Regions from separate parts of the Homo sapiens genome. Here region 1 is linked to region 2. The links are chromatin loops, found by intact Hi-C in ENCODE. Cell type or tissue: spleen. All regions are shown on one strand. Each heading gives the region's core, and the rest is flanking DNA. Links, peaks and the distances in the headings are about the cores only.

Evidence for each region. Peaks named below come from ENCODE experiments on the same cell type or tissue, not always from the same donor. Only the 100,000 strongest peaks of a DNase experiment are listed, where the experiment ranks them.
Region 1: a loop joins it to region 2, with 4 times the contacts of the local background. A loop is called at or near these places in 39 of 110 quality-filtered maps.

What each region holds. Positions count from the first base shown.
Region 1 is chr1:236,755,950-236,764,202 of GRCh38, reverse strand. ACTN2 (actinin alpha 2) reads right to left here. Exons shown (of 21, transcript NM_001103.4): 18 at 6,571-6,717; 19 at 4,414-4,479; 20 at 3,030-3,188; 21 at 1-1,742. The coding sequence ends at 1,584. Among named protein-coding and RNA genes, the nearest start is that of MTR, 35 kb to the left of the region's middle. In spleen, for the core only: a CTCF peak has its summit at 4,819; no DNase peak of the experiment used is centred there.
Region 2 is chr1:236,863,969-236,872,479 of GRCh38, reverse strand. The region is part of intron 22 of MTR (5-methyltetrahydrofolate-homocysteine methyltransferase); the gene reads right to left. Among named protein-coding and RNA genes, the nearest start is that of MTR, 73 kb to the right of the region's middle. In spleen, for the core only: CTCF peaks have their summits at 3,206 and 3,415 (motif pointing right); no DNase peak of the experiment used is centred there; H3K27ac peaks cover 2,013 bases.

The DNA.
Region 1 (8,253 bases), core at 254-8,253, 110 kb after region 2:
ATAATGAAGCAAATTAAGTGAAATTCATAAAGGTTGAAGGTTCTAAATGGCCCAGTGTAGGAAGAAGAGTCAAGCTGTCAGACAGCTTGGAATGGAAATATTACATTTCCAGCTGTTGGTGGAAATCTATAAAAATCTGAGCAAACAGACTGTAGGTAACAGACATGTTACTGCTTCTCTAGTAATGCTTTAATTGCTGTTTGCAACTGTTTTTGTTTGTTTGTAATCCATTTCCTGATCATTAAGGACTCAGATATAAAAAGAATTCCTGCTTTATTCTCTACAAGCTGTCAACAAGATGGAAAAACAGGGGGGAATTATAGCCTACAGCAGTATGAGCAAAAAGAAAGAATGAACATTCAACAGATCAAGATGTGCTAGCAGGAGTGCATGTAGCATCCTGTGTCATGGAGCAGGCCTTTAGACACAGAACCAGACATGGGACTTGTTAGGATACACTGTCCAATCCCAGGGGTGAACACACACCGCACACTAGCTAAAATATCTAGTTATTCCTACTACACAAAACATATGTAAAGCTTCCGCAAAAGAAAGAACTCACCTCCACTGCTGCTGAGAATTAGTCCTCTCCTACTCTAACTCTGGCTTCTCCTTAACCGGTCATAAAACTAGAGGCATAAGGAAGTCCTGACTGGAGAGCTAGAAGGATACTGGTTTCTGACTTGCCTTGTGATGAACCAGTCAGTACTACAGAAACCTGCTTATTTATAAACAGAGCACTTTTATGTGGTCATCTCTTGAGAACCTGTACTAATAAGCTCTAACAAAAAGCATGGGAACCTGGAATCAATAAATAATCCTAAAAACCTCATTTTACCTAGTGATTGCATCCTTCTCTCTGGCAATTAAACTGACTTCCACGTGTCCTTAGGTCTCTATTCTGGAGGATAAGAGAAGCATCAAAAAATCACTGACTGAGTTGACCATCCAGCCCTAAATAATGAAGAGATGACATAAACTATTTTAAAAATTGTAAGTGCCAAAAATCTTTTGGGTAGTCTTTTTAATCCCCGGCAGTTCCATCTCACAATATTAAATTCATTTGAAGATACAATAGTAATCTTTGGATAAGCATGAAAATAAAACATTAGAATCCCAAATATACTCCCCTAGGGGCAATCACATAAGCATATTAGAGATAAATGAAATTTTTTACAAATAGCAAACCTTTATTTACCAATTTGTGGTTTTTTCCCCCCGGTCTTAAATCTTGGGTATTTTGTATTTTCACATTTTTCACTTTCCTTCTGTCCCTAGATCCTCCTAATTTCCTATTACTCAAGTAATTTGTTCTGTTTAATCAAAGAAATCAACCTGATATTTCATTACATTTTGCTAAAAACTCAGAAATAAACCTATTTATGAAGCGCACTATGTCATATACTGTAAAAACTTCATTTTAGCCGTGTTATATTGCTGGCAATTACTGAACTACGAAAGGCTTTTTTTTTTCCCCTCTCTCTCTCTCAACTTAATAAAGCTTGTCAAAGTTTCCAGGAAACAAACTGTGACTTCCGCTTTTATTGCATTCTGATGGGATGAGTGATTACAGAAGCTCAGCATCACAGATCGCTCTCCCCGTAGAGTGCGGAAGAGAACGCAGCGTAATCCAGTGCACCAGGCACACTGCCTGGGCCCGAGTAGGCGGGCATCCTCTTGATGCAGTACTGGGCCTGATCCGGGGGCAGCTCCCGACGCAGCTCCTCCGCCAGGATGTATGGCTGGGAAAAAATACACACGTGTTTGCAGTCAGTTGCAGAAACACCACAACATAAACAGTCTTAATACTTACATATTTCTTGCATCTGTTTAATTTTTTAAAAGGACTAAAGAATAGGGAGTCTATTGGCATAGTAGTACCAGACAACCAACAGAAAGCCAAGTTTTACTTGTAGGAGCGTATCTAGAAGCGGCCTGGCCAGCAGGAAGGGTGATATGCTTCATAAAGGCAAATGGAGCATTACTAGTAGTTCTCAAACTGAGCCACAATGCGAGGATACGTACTATGATCTGCATTTCATACCAGAAAAGATGAAGCTTTTAAAAAAAAAGTTCAGTGGGAAATAGGACAATTCCAGCCAAATAGTCTGGTTGGTAAAAGTCAAAATAAGTAAATCTCAAATATCACATTATAATTTATATCATTATAGTTTGCATATTATATAATTTATAGTAGAAGTTTCTTAGTGGGGTTGGAGGAGCCATGGTTTCTTACCTTCTAAATCAGCTGGGCTATTTCCCATCCACCCTCACCCCATGGGTAAATGATTCATTTTAAAGAAAACATTATTTTAAAAATAGTTGGTCTTATCTGATTTTTAAGGTAATAAATATGGCTCTGTTACTGTGTTTTAGCATGCTAACCTCCTTGTGGTAATGTTCATTATCCTCTCAGCCAGAAAACAGGGTAAAATAATCCTGTCCCAAATTGAATTTATACATAGAGATGTTTTTATTGTTTGGGGGGTAAAATATTACAATTCTGAACTGGCAATTAAACTCCTCCTGAAGGTCTAGGCTACATGTAATGAAAAGCTTGCCAATTTTTTACTGACTGAACGGCTATATTTAACTTTGCTCCATGGCTGGGCACAAAGTCAGGGTCATTGATCCTTAGGAGAAGGTACCAGTTTTATAACATCTAAATTGCATAGTTTCTTCTTTCTGAGTCACATCCACCAACCTAGAATGTAAAACAGGGGTCGAACCAGTAGCGCGCACATACACACACACACACACACACACACACGCAAGTACAAATACACTCTTGTCCCTTCTATAAAAACTCAATGCAAGGCCAAGCACGAATGCCAGGAATGGCATGTCTGTTTCCTCTGTGCTGGGCGCGCCATTGTTGTGTGTCTATCTGCTGCCTTCTGAAATCAGTGCCAATGTTGTACAAAATACACCGGCATAAAAATGGTTTTTATTTACAACACTGTTGCCTTTTTTGTTAGAAGGATGTAGTGGACTCCTGCTAAAGCAGAAGGAAATCTGTCAATGCAGACCTTATCAGAAGCCAGGATCCGGAAGGAGGCGATGACCTGCTCGGCAGTGTCGGTGTCAGCCGTCTCTCTAGTCATGAAGTCGATGAAGGATTGGAAGGTGACGGTGCCTTGCCCGTTGGGATCTACCAGGGTCATAATGCGGGCAAATTCGGCTTCACCCTGGGGCAAAGTGGCAAAGAAACATGTACACGAACGGTACACAACTCTCAACAGAGCCGTTTTCATTCTTTCCCTGGTGACATGCCAATTCCTTTATGTCTGAAAACTGAATTATTACCTGCGTTTCCCTTCAGTCTTTGGACAAGATTCCCCTTAAGGGTGACTAAGGTTTACTGCTACCAAACAATTTTAAAAGTTGCTGGAGCTTCAAACCAGAAGCTTGTAAATGTCAGAAGTCTTTCCTCTCTGGGACCCACTGCTGGCCTTGATGGGTCACGTGACGTAATTATGGAAGAGGAGGTCAAAGCGGGAGCTGAGCCCTTTCCTCAGATTACAACTAGGAAAGCGATGCTGCCAAACTGAAGGCAGCTCAGAACATGGCTGTCACGACTGTAGTTTACAGTCCCAAAGAGAATCAAGGGAGGCCAGGTTAAAAATACTCATTAATGGGTAACAGAGAAGTGTCTGATATACTAGGACTATCCCAGCCCACAGGGAAATGTAAGTTTATCTTGGCTGATTTACGACTAAACCTTTTTTACCTTTCAGCATATTAGAGGAAAAAGCACTTGAAAAATCATTAGGTTCCTACTAAAAGCCACTGAAGTATACACTTTAAATGGGTAAACCGTAGTACGTGAGTTATATCTCAGTAAAGCTGTTTAAAACAATCAAAAAGCCTATGTTCTCATCTCCTTCACTAGAAAAAATAATCTGACCAATTATTGAATAAAAATAAATGCTTTGGTTCTGTGACTTTTTTTTTTTTTGATGGAGTTTCACTCTTGTCATCTAGGCTGGAGTGCAGTGGTGCAATCTCAGCTCACTGCAACCTCCGCCTCCCAGGTTCAAGCCATTCTCCTGCCTCAACCTCCCAAGTAGCTGGGACTACAGGTGCCCGCCACCACAGCTGGCTAATTTTTGGATTTTTAGTAGAGAAGAGGTTTCACCATATTGGTTAGGCTGGTCTCAAACCCCTGACCTCAGGTGATCCATCCGCCTCGGCCTCCCAAAGTGCTGGGATTACAGGCGTGAGCCACTGCGCCAGGCCTCGTGACTTTATTTTTATATAATAACAGTGAGACCTTCAAAAAATATTATCCTATATAATGAAAACGAACCAATCCCAAATGCACTACCTTGGTTTGAGCTTGTCATCTTTTATAACAGAAATCCAAATTCAATAAAATATCAAATCTTAGTACAATTTCAACTTCTGTCTTACCAGGTCATAACCCATGGAAATCAGGCAGGCTCTGAAATCCTCATGATCCATCAGGCCATTCTTCCTCTGTTGGCAAAAACAAAGGACAGAGCAGGTGAGCACAGGGCAAGATGAGCAACTCTACTTGACCAACTGAACAAAGATCTGGTAAGAGAAGCACTTTGAGCTCTGCCAAGGTCGTAAATGTCACCACTGACTTGCGAGAAGGATGGAGCCAGCACAAGGATGTTACAAACTAGTTTCTTAAAAATGAAAAAGAGGGGAGAGGAGGGTAAAGACCAGACAAAAACGAAAGGAGACCACACACTCAAGAAAACAGCAAAAGGAACTAGTCAGGAGCTCACTACTGCCACCTACTGACAAAGAATCATTCATGTTTAATTTGAACAAACTTCTAAACATGGTAAGTTCTGCATTGTACTCCTTGGACTTTTGTTGCAAAAGATTGTGATCATCTTGGATTCAAATCAATGTGCTTTCTTCCTATAAAGTAGCCCCAATGAGTGAGAGTGTCTTTCAACAAGAGATGGTTGTGTACAGGGATGACGATCCATCATTTCCCTCCTTGGAAGAAAAATGACTTGGGCTTTAATGAATGCAGATACGTCAAATCACAGCATGCTGCTGCACAATAAAGGTGTGCTGAAGCTATAAGAACGTCAATATCCATCTCTGTGGATAATTTTTTACTTATGCCTAGCTCTCTGATCAGAAGTCCACTGTCTGAATCCTCCAAAAGGCCCAAATCTGACTGGTCTATCTAGCCCAGAGGCATTTTAGGAACGACTGATGGACATTTGCAAATCATAACAGGGCTCCATGCAAAGTAATGGTACATCCCTTTTAGTGATCTTTAAGAATTGGAACGTAGCTAGTCGTGGTGGCTCACGCCTGTAAGCTCAGCACTTTGGGAGGCTGAGGCAGATGGATCACCTGAGGTCAGGAGTTCAAGACCAGCCTGGCCAACATAGTAAAACCCTGTTTCTAGTAAAAATACAAAAAATTAGCCAGGCATGGTGGCATATGCCTGTAATCCCAGCTACTTGGGAGGCTGAGGCAGGATAATCGCTTGAACCTGGGAGGTGGAGGTTGCAGGGAGCTGAGATCACACCATTGCACTCCAGCCTGGGCACCAAAAGCACAACTCCATCTCAAAAACAGAACAAAACAAAACAAAACAAAACAAAACAAAAAGAAAAAAGGCCAGGTGCGGTGGCTCACACTTGTAATCCTAGCACTTTGGGAGGCCAAGGTGGGTGGATCATGAGATCAGGATATTGAGACCATCCTGCCTAACATGGCGAAACCCCGTCTCTACTGAAAAAAAAAAAAAAAAATTAGCCAGGCATGGTGGCAGGTGCCTATAGTCCCAGATACTAGGGAGGCTGAGGCAGGAGAATTGCTTGAGCCCGGGAGGCGGAGGTTGCAGTGAGCCGAGATCATGCCACTGCACTCCAGCCTGGTGACAGAGCGAGACTCCGTCTCATTAAAAAAAAAAAAGAAAAGAATTGGAGTGTGCCTTAATAGTCACTCACTTCCAGCCACAGGATTAGTAAATAGTATTTTCTCATAAAGAATTGGTTCTACTCAATATTATTCAAATCAGAATACTAGATGATATTTTTAAAGCAGCACTTAGCTTTTTATATGCTTTTACTACAAAAATTATCACCATTTTATTGCTGCATGTCCTTAAAAGAGATCATGCATCAATTTTGTTAATTAAAACAGAAAACTGAGTTTTATATGTTGAAAGAATGGGTTAAATTATGACCAGATGCTTTTCCTAAACAGTTGCTTAGGAAAAGCATATCAGAGTTTTGTATTTAAGTCTTTACGAAATGACCTAAAGCCAACAATCACATTTTGTGAAGAATACACTTTGACTTAGAACAAATCAGCTTTGATGTCAACTACAAATGCATTCTATTAAGTGATCTGTATGAAACAGCACACAAACCTGGACTTTGTGTCACCTTGAGCAACATCAAAGCTTAGGACACTTAGTTTTGGTGGCTATTTTCTTTTGTCATTAACTATCCTGTTTCCCTGTAAATGTTGTGGAGCCTTAAGACTTAAAACGAGAGCATGCATATTATTTCAGATACATTGTTTAATGTCCCCAGTATTGCCCTTCAAATAAGTAGAGAGTGGTACCCTGTCAAAGTGGTTGAAGGAGGCTCTGAACTCATTCATCTGCTCCTGGGTGATGCCCTTCGCATCTCTCGTCAGGATCTGAGTCTCCACCTCATTGATGGTTCTGGCGATGGTTGTCAGCAGCAGCTCCCATCCAACACGAATGTGCTATTGAGGGAAAAGGGGAAAGATCAGTTCTAAGTCTCTCCAGCATGTCAACTCTGCCTCTTTACTTTCATAACAGTACAGCCGACTCAAAGGGCTTACTAAGCAGGGCTCATGATAGCCTTCCCCACACTTGAAAAAAAATTCTACTTTGTCATCTGTTGCAAGATTCTGTAGTGAGAAGTACTCACAAGCACCCACCAGGGTTCTAACAGTGGCAGCGGGCACTCTGCAGTATATACTCTATAACCAGGGTTCTAACGGTGGCAGCGGGCACTCTGCAGTATATACTCTATTACCAGGGTTCTAACAGTGGCAGCGGGCACTCTGTAGTATATACTCTATAACCAGGGTTCTAACGGTGGCAGCGGGCCCTCTGCAGTATATACTCTATTACCAGGGTTCTAACAGTGGCAGCAGGCACTCTGCAGTATATACTCTATTACCAGGGTTCTAACAGTGGCAGCGGGCACTCTGTAGTATATACTCTATAACCAGGGTTCTAACAGTGGCAGCGGGCCCTCTGCAGTATATACTCTATTACCAGGGTTCTAACAGTGGCAGCGGGCACTCTGCAGTATATACTCTATTACCAGGGTTCTAACGGTGGCAGCGGGCACTCTGCAGTATATACTCTATAACCAGGGTTCTAACGGTGGCAGCGGGCACTCTGCAGTATATACTCTATAACCAGGGTTCTAACAGTGGCAGCGGGCCCTCTGCAGTATATACTCTATTACCAGGGTTCTAACAGTGGCAGCGGGCCCTCTGCAGTATATACTCTATTACCAGGGTTCTAACGGTGGCAGCGGGCACTCTGCAGTATATACTCTATAACCAGGGTTCTAACGGTGGCAGCGGGCACTCTGCAGTATATACTCTATTACCAGGGTTCTAACGGTGGCAGCGGGCACTCTGCAGTATATACTCTATTACCAGGGTTCTAACGGTGGCAGCGGGCACTCTGCAGTATATACTCTATTACCAGGGTTCTAACGGTGGCAGCGGGCACTCTGCAGTATATACTCTATTACCAGGGTTCTAATGGTGGCAGCGGGCACTCTGCAGTACATACTCTATAACCAGGGTTCTAACGGTGGCAGCGGGCACTCTGCAGTATATACTCTATAACCAGGGTTCTAACAGTGGCAGCGGGCACTCTGCAGTATATACTCTATTACCAGGGTTCTAACAGTGGCAGCGGGCACTCTGCAGTATATACTCTATTACCAGGGTTCTAACAGTGGCAGCGGGCACTCTGCAGTATATACTCTATTACCAGGGTTCTAACAGTGGCAGCGGGCACTCTGCAGTATATACTCTATAACCACGGTTCTAACAGTGGCAGCGGGCACTCTGCAGTATATACTCTATTACCAGGGTTCTAACAGTGGCAGCGGGCACTCTGCAGTATATACTCTATTACCAGGGTTCTAACGGTGGCAGCGGGCCCTCTGCAGTATATACTCTATTACCAGGGTTCTAACAGTGGCAGCGGGCCCTCTGCAGTATATACTCTATTACCAGGGTTCTAACGGT
Region 2 (8,511 bases), core at 269-8,268:
TTGGAAGCCAACAGGGAAGATCATGAAAAAGAGGTCAGGTCCTGCACACGAAGAGCTGTCAGGGAACTCTGATTACTTAACGCAAGAAAAAGAGGGAGAGTGATTCAGGGTGCAGGTCACCGAGGGCAAGAGGGCAAGACTGAAAGGAAAGGCAGACTCTAGATGGGCACACAGGAGAACAGGCGCTGGGGCAGAGGAAGCCTGGAGCACACTCTCAGAGAACGGAACAGTGCCAGACAAATTTCAATTCATGGAGGAGAGAGCTTCCTGGAACTCAGAGGAAACAGGAATGTCTGCCCTGGAAAATGTTCTAGGAATTACTTCTATTTTAAATTTACAGAGTACCTTAATGTCATTTTGATAATTTAACCTTCTTCTATTTGTTAAAAGATGTTGAAAAACTTACAGCATGCATTTTTACTTATTTCATTACATCAACAATTCTTAAAATTAAATAGGCAAAAACGTTTAAATAACAAGAACAAAAAAGAATGCTTAAGACTACAACATGACATACTGGCTGGTAACAATGGGTGCTGAACGCTGGGGCAGGAAGGGGACTGGCTTCTCACTATATGCCCTTTCATACCACTGGATTTTTAGCTTGTACTCATATTACTTTTTTAAAAAAAGTTAAAAAAAAAACTATGACATATGGAATCTTCAGTAAAAAGTAAGACAACTTCAAATCAATGGTAAGTATATTCAGCTTTGTTGGCACTAACCCAGTAGCAAATGCACGCTGGAGGTGTTAATGATGTATAACCACTGCAGGTTATAGCAGGAGTGAGATGGTACCACATGCTTTTTTTTTCTTTTTAACATATTGAAGAAAGTCTAGTACCTGGATCTTTTGTTAAACAATGACTAAGCATAGACTGTCACATATAAAACTAGGAAAAATAGCATACTGCTTTTAAATCAAGACAAAAAGGCATACATTTCAAAGCTGATTTTTTTTTTAACATTGTATATGTTTTAAAATTCAACTAAAACGCATCAGTATGATGGCAAGAATCATCTTGCTGTCACTGCTTTTTCTTGTTTCAGCAGTGTTTCTCTCAGGAACATCTTATGTGGATGCTTGCCATGTTTAAGGAAGAGTAAGGAAATTGTTGTGGCTGGAACAGAAACGGAGAAGGATAGAGTTGTGGGTGATAAGTTCAGAGGAGGAGGAAAAGGCCAGAGCCTGTGTAGACTTCGCATCAGAATCACCAGGGGAGCCTTTTCAAAATCAAACAACCTGAAGCTTGGACTCCATTTTCCAGAGACTGTGATTTAACTGACCAGGGGTGGGGTCCGGGAAGCTTCCAGATTATACCCACTACACAAGGGCCTTGCAGACCACTACAAGGGCTCTGAGTTTTACTGAGCGAAGAGAGAAATCACTGGAGGGTCTGAACAGTGGAGTAAGAAATCTGACTTAGATTTAACAGATTTACTTGGGACTGAAACAAGTCCGGGGTAGAGAAGCAGAGAGACTGGTTAGGCTGCTGCAAAAATCCAGACAAGAAGCAGTGTAGGTAGTGAGAAGTGGTCAGATCCTGGAAATACTGTGAAAGGAGAACTGATGGGTTACATGCGGGTTATCTGACGAGAGGATGACGCAAGAGTTTCGGTTTGAGCAGCAAGAAAAATGAAGTTGCTATTTCTTGAAATAGGGGAGAGCTGGGGAGGTGTTCACAAAATGGTGGCAATTAGTTCAGTTTTCAAAATATTAAATTTGAGATTTCTTTAGATATCCAAATGGAGCTGTCAGGGAGTCCACTGGATATGTAAGTCTAAAGTCTGGGGGAGAGATCCACAGTGGAGATACAATTTGGGACTTGTCAGTACATCAGATGATACTGAAGTCACAAAACGAATGAGACGACTTCAGCCCACCCCAGGCCTTGTTACTCCAGGTGTGCTCCTGTACCAGCAGCACCAGCCCTATCTGAGAGTTTGTCGGAAATGCAGAACCTCCAGTCCAGACTTACCCTAATCAGAATCTGACTTTTAACAAAATCCCCAGGTGACAAGAAGGTACATTACAGTTTGAGAAACACACATCTAGACAGTGAAGACAGAGAAGAGGTCCAAGGGCTGAGCCCCAGAACATTTCTGTGTTTAAAGACCACTCCCAGAAGGAGAGATCAGCAGGAGAGAATCATAACCACAGATCAGTGAGGTAAGAAAACGACCAAGAACACTGAGCCAGAGGCCTGGGTGACAAGTTCAATTTCCAGCTAATTAGCCTGCCTTCAAAGTCGTCTTGCTGGGGAAATAGTCAAATGTACTATTGATTAGAGGGCAATTCTCACTATTTCCACACACTGAAATGACACTTATGGTACTGGGATGCACAAAGGAAGTTGCTCACAGCCCTGGTCAACCCATGTAGGACAGAGGCCCAGTTCCACTCTCCAGCAGGAAAGAGAATGGGTTTCCTGGCACATCTGAGTTGAGAAACTGTTGGCAAGCTCTGAATTAGAATATGGTGTGGCAAGTACTACAATGAAAGCATTTACAGTGTACTATGTATGGAAGGCCCAAAATGGGTGACAACCAGAAGCATCCTAGGGGAAAGTCTGAAATGGATTTTGAAAAATTAAGTGGGTATTAGCTGAAGGAAACAGGGAAGTCTAGGCAGAGACCAGCACTATGAGGGCCCAGAGTCCTGAACTAGCTAGGAATCCCAGGGTATGTGAAGTCGGAGAAGAGGGCACAGGTCAGATCCAGCCTGCCCTCTGTGCCTGCTACCATTCTTCCCACCATCCCTCTCACCTCTACCACAACCTCCTGTTTTACCCCTACACATAACCCCATCTTCCTTGACTCTCCCTCAGTTTCCCTTTGTCATTTTGAGCCATACCCTATGTCTGTAAGCCTCTCCCTATACACATTCCTGTATTTCGCCACATGGGAGGCTAAAGAGAATAAAAATGAATGTTACGGAAGTTGTTGATTTTACAGTATTTGTTTTAAAGTGCTCAGAAGAGAGGTTGGGTATGGAGGCTCATGCCTGTAAACCCAGTGCTTTAAGAGGCCAAGGCAGGAGGATCACTTGAGGCCAGGGGTTTGAGTCCAGCCTGGGCAACATTAGCGAGACTTTGTCTCTACAAAAAAACTCTTTTTTTAAGTGCTTAGAATAGAGCTATGAGAGCAAGCATTTAATTTGGATACTAATCCAGGAAAAAAAAAGTTGCACTGAATGTTTTAGCAAAGGCATCTCATACTATTTAAGAATACACAGAATTTCAAAAATACTGTAATGTAAGACAAAAAGTCCTTTTCGTCTCCAGAAGAAATTTAAAAAGGAAAATAAAACTGCATCTGCATCCTTTTAAGGTACCTGATACTTGCTGTCATTTTACCCTTTATTTCTCAGTTAACTAAGGTGGCAGCCTGTCTGCTGCTCCTGCAATTCACACATGCCACCACAAGATGGCATGTGTTTCCATCCAGTCTGCAGTCCAGCCATGGTTTCCAACCTGTACTTAAGTAGTGCCAGTGGGGTCTGTTGCCATTTCCATTACTTTTTAAAAAAAATAAACAAATTGTTGATCTCTCCTTCAAAAAATGGATCCAAATCCTCTAAATAATTATCAGCATGTGAAGTTCTCAGGAGAGACTGCATTACCGTATCTTTGACTTAGGTACAATCATGTTCCTCACTCAGCTGAACGTTCCAACATTATACAGTTTGGAATTATTTTCATGCTCAGCCATATACTGCTCTTTTACGTATACTAGACAGTTATATTAAGAACCACTGGTTATCAGACCCATGTTTAAAAACATTAGATGTATGATGTATAACTTTAAAATGTATCATGAAATAGCGTATTTTTCTTACATAATTAAACACTGTGCATTATCTGTAATGGAAAATGTCCTCTTTTGTCTTTTCCTAGTTACTATTACAGAGTATATGTAAAATTAACCTCAATGGAATTAATCAAAAATATTTCCAAATATTCTACATTATTTCTTGAGGGGAATTTAGAATACAGACATAACTCAGAGATGCTATAGGTTCAACTCTAGACCATTACAATAAAGTATCTCAATAAAGTGAGTCATGTGAATTTTTTGGTTTCTCAATGCATATAAAAGTTATGTTCACACTATACTGTACTCTATTATGTGTGCAATAGTATTATGTCTAAAAGAACAAGGTATACATACCTTAATTTAAAAATACTTGTTGCTAAAAAAAAAATGCTAATGATCATCTGGGTCTTCAGTGAGTTGTAACCTTTTTGCTGGTAGAGGGTCTTGACTTGATGTTCATGGCTGCTGACTGATTAGAGTGGTGGCTGCAGAAGTTTGGGGTGGCCGTGGCAATTTCTCAAAATAAGACGACAGTGAAGTTTCCCACACCAATTGAATCTAACTTTCACAAAAGATTTCTCTGCAGCATGTGATGCTGTTTGATAGCGTTTTACTCACAGAACTTCTTTCAAAATTGTAGGCCAATCATCTCAAACCTTGCCCCTGCTTTATCACCTAAGTTTACGTGCTGTTTATTCTAAATCCTCTGTTGTTATTTCAACACTGTTCATAGCCATCTCAAGAAACTACTTTCTTTGCTCAGCCTTGCTCAGCCGTAAGAAGCAATTCCTCATCTGTTGAAGTTGTATTACGAGATTGTAGCAATTCATTCCCATCTTCAGGCTCCACTTTTAATTCTGGTTTACTCTTGCTATTTCTACCACATCGGCAGTTACTTCCTCCACTGAAGTCTTGAATCCCTCAAAGTCATCTATGAGAGTTGGAATCAACTTCTTCCAAGCTCCTGTTAATGTTGATATTTTGACCTCCTCCCATGAATTACAAATGTTCTTAATGGCATCTAGAATGGTGAATCCTTTACAGAAGGTTTTTTGATTTCCTTTGCCCAGATCCATCACTATCTATGGCAGCTACAGCCTTACAAAATGTAAGACTTGAAAGTCAAAATTCCTCCTTGATTCACAGGCTGCAGAATGGATGTTGTGTTAGCAGGCATGAAAACAATATTCATCTCCTTGTATATCTCTATCAGAATTCTTGTGACCAGGTGCACTGTCAATGAGGAGTAATATTTTGAAAGGAATCTTTTTTACTGAGCAGTAGGTCTTAATGGTAGGCTTAAAATATTCAGTAAACCCATGCTGTAAACAGATGTGCTCTCATCCAGGCTTTGTCATTCCATTTATAGAGCACAGACAGAGTAGATTTAACATAATTCTTAAAGCCCTAGAATTTTCAGAATGGCAAATGCGCACTGGCTTCAACTGACAGTCATCAGCCCCTCCACAAGAGAGTCAGCCTGTCCTTTCAAGTTTTGAAGCCAGGCATTCACTTCTCCCCTCTAGCTATGAAAGTCCTGCATGGCACCTACTTCCAACAGAAAGCTATTTCATCTACATTGAAAACCTATTGGTTAGCATAGCCACCTTCCTCAGTGATGTCAGCTAGATCTGGAAAACTTGCTGCAGCTTCTCCATCAGCACCTGCACTTCACCTTGTACCATTATGTTAGGAGACAGCTTCTTTCCTTAAACCTCATGAACCAACCTCTGTTAGCTTCAAACTTTTCTTCTGCAGCTTCTTCACCTCTCTCAGCCTTCACAAAATTGAAGACGGTTGGAGCTCTCTTCAATTTGTTATTGCTCCAGCAATGCCAAACTGCTCTGGGTGAGACTCTGGCTTAAGGGAATATTGTGGCTGGTTTAATCTTCTATCCAGACCACTCAAACTTTCCTCATAACAGCAGTGGGGCTGTTTTGCTTTCCTATCCTTTGTGTATTCACTGGAGGAGCATTTTAGATTTCCTTTAAGAACTTTTCTTTTGCATAAACTGTGCTATTTGGTGCAAGAAGCCTAGTTTTCAGCCTATTTCAGTTTTTGACATGCCTTCCTCACTAAACTTAATCATGTCTAACTTTTGACTTAATGTCGAGGTGTGTGACTCTTCTTTTCACTTAAACACTTAGAGGATTACAAGGCCATTACAGAGTTATTAACTGGCCTAATTTCAATATTGTTGTGTCTCAGGGACTATGGAGGCCCGAGGAAAGGGAGAGAGATGGGGAATGGCTGGTTAGTGGAACAGTCAAAATATATATATTTATGGATTAAGTTTGCCATCTTCTATGGGTGTGGTTCATGGTACCCCAAAACAATTAAAATAGTAACACTGATCACTGATCACAGATCATCATAACAGATACAATAATAAGGTTTGAAATATTGTGAGAATTAGGAAAATGTGACACAGAGACGTGAAATGAGCACATGCTATTGGAAAAATGCCATCAAGACACATGTTCTATGCAGGATTGCCACAAAACTCAAATTTTTACAAAATGCTGTATCTGCAAAGCTCAATAAAGTGAGGTACAATAAAACAAGGTATGCCTGTGTCAATATTAGACATTATACTTGTTTACAACTCAAGTCAAAAAAAATATTGTAAAGTAAGGTGACATATTACGAAGTCCCAGCTTTTAGAACCAAAAGCCCTGAATGTGCTTGCCCATGACACTTGCTAGCCATGTGACTATGATGAAATCTCTCAAGTTCTCTAAGCCTAAGTTTTCTCATCTATAAAAGGAGAAATACAATAACAGGCAGGGTAGTAGGATCAAAACCATGAAAAGGAAGGATGAAAGAAAAGAAAGGAAAGGAACCAAAATGACAACAACAAAAAGGTGACAAAGAAAAAAAAATCAGTGATACTAAAGAACTGTATAAATTGGGAAGTGGTAAACAAATGGTAGGTAATACTAGATTCTTGGTGAATACATCCTTAGTTCTATTCAAATCCTCAAATTTGCAATTCTATTGCATCATATCTTCCCCATTTAAAAAATACATTTTCTCTCTAAACAGAACTGTCAGTTTTAGCCCTCTTTATTTCTTTTATCCCCACAAAGAAAAAACATTGTTATCATTTTTGAGATTCACTGCAACAATGATAAAAAGCCAGGAAAGAAAAGGATTAGATACAGGATAGGTTGCTAGACTCACTCACTAGGCTAGGTAATTCCTTCAAGCATACTAGCCTGGTACTGACAGTAAAAGTACACATTATTCCATAAGACAATCTCCAGGGACACTTGTCTACTAGCTGACACCATAAAATTAAACTCACCAATGGAAGAGTCTATGTGTTATCACACACAAGCCAAAGGAGTGTTTGACATGAAGTTTGCACATTCACTTGTTTTTGTAAAATGAAAGTAACGTTTCATCAGAAAGTGTTTCTCCAGTTAGACTTATTAGCAAAGATACGCAAACCCTCAGTGCCCAACACATAGCAACTGGGTTTGTTGCAGGAAAGCCTCAGGCTTAATACGCAGTCTTCACAACTGCTGACATTCAGTTCCAGTAGCACCCTGGAGAAATGCCACAATGTTCCCTGGCTTCTTAAAATGTCTTTACTGGAGAAATAAACATTGCTAGTATAATACTCTCAGCTAAGAATCCACTGATCAAAATAAATGATGATAAAGCACATGACAATGATACCTCAAGAATCACTTTTAGGAAGTTTACCTACAAGTCACTTTCTTCAATGGTTCTTGTCCCATTAAGGCTGAACATGTACCTGGCTATTTAGCCTGAGAAACAGTAAACTTTTTCAAGGAGAAAAGTCAACTAAATCATTTTGGTGTCTCTAGTATAATGCCTGGTAAGTAGAAGATGATCTATAAACATTAACTGAAGTGAATTTTAACTGACTGTGATGAATGCAAACAGGAACCAACAACCTCAGGTTTGCAAAGGTAAGCCTATAGCAGAAATGCTTTGTAGACTTTAGGAAGCGAACACCTTATCCAAATATTTATTATATAGGTAAAATTTCATTACAACTATCTATCTTCAATAAATTTATCTCTTTAAAAAATAGTAAGTACATGGATAGAAATAGTATTCCTCGTTTCTAGGACTAGGAGAGAACGCTAAGTCTTTAGACAGTAAGTGAGCAGGTAAATAGAAATGCTTGTGAAGACAGTCAGAGGGAAAAAAAAATGCCTTCCTGACACTGCTTCTCTGTCTCCAGCCTTCCTGAAAGGTTCTTAGCCGCATTTAATGAGCCTTGAAGGCAGAGATGGATAAAAATGTTGACAGCAGGGACACAGCTTAGCAGGTAATTGTTACTTGACAGCAAAGAAGAGAACTGAGGAGTACAGGGATAGCTCCAGTCAATTTTCTTCTCTATCTAGAGAAAATGGCACATTGGAAAGAAGTCTATGACTCAAAAGGACTGTTGGCTGGACATGGATATGGGAAAGCATTATTTCCATCAGGCTTTTCATTACAAAGAATATGTTCAAATCTAAGCGAAACACATACTTACTACAGGTCATCAGCTCTCACATGCAAATGATTTTGTTATGAATATTTATTAATTATAATAAGATAGAAAGGGGTTTTACTTGTATACAACATTCCAAAATCTAGCTTAATCACCAAGAACACAGGGTCCTGGCTCTAAGCAAAGCCAACTGAGACTTGTACAGAGAAGGCCTTCCTGTA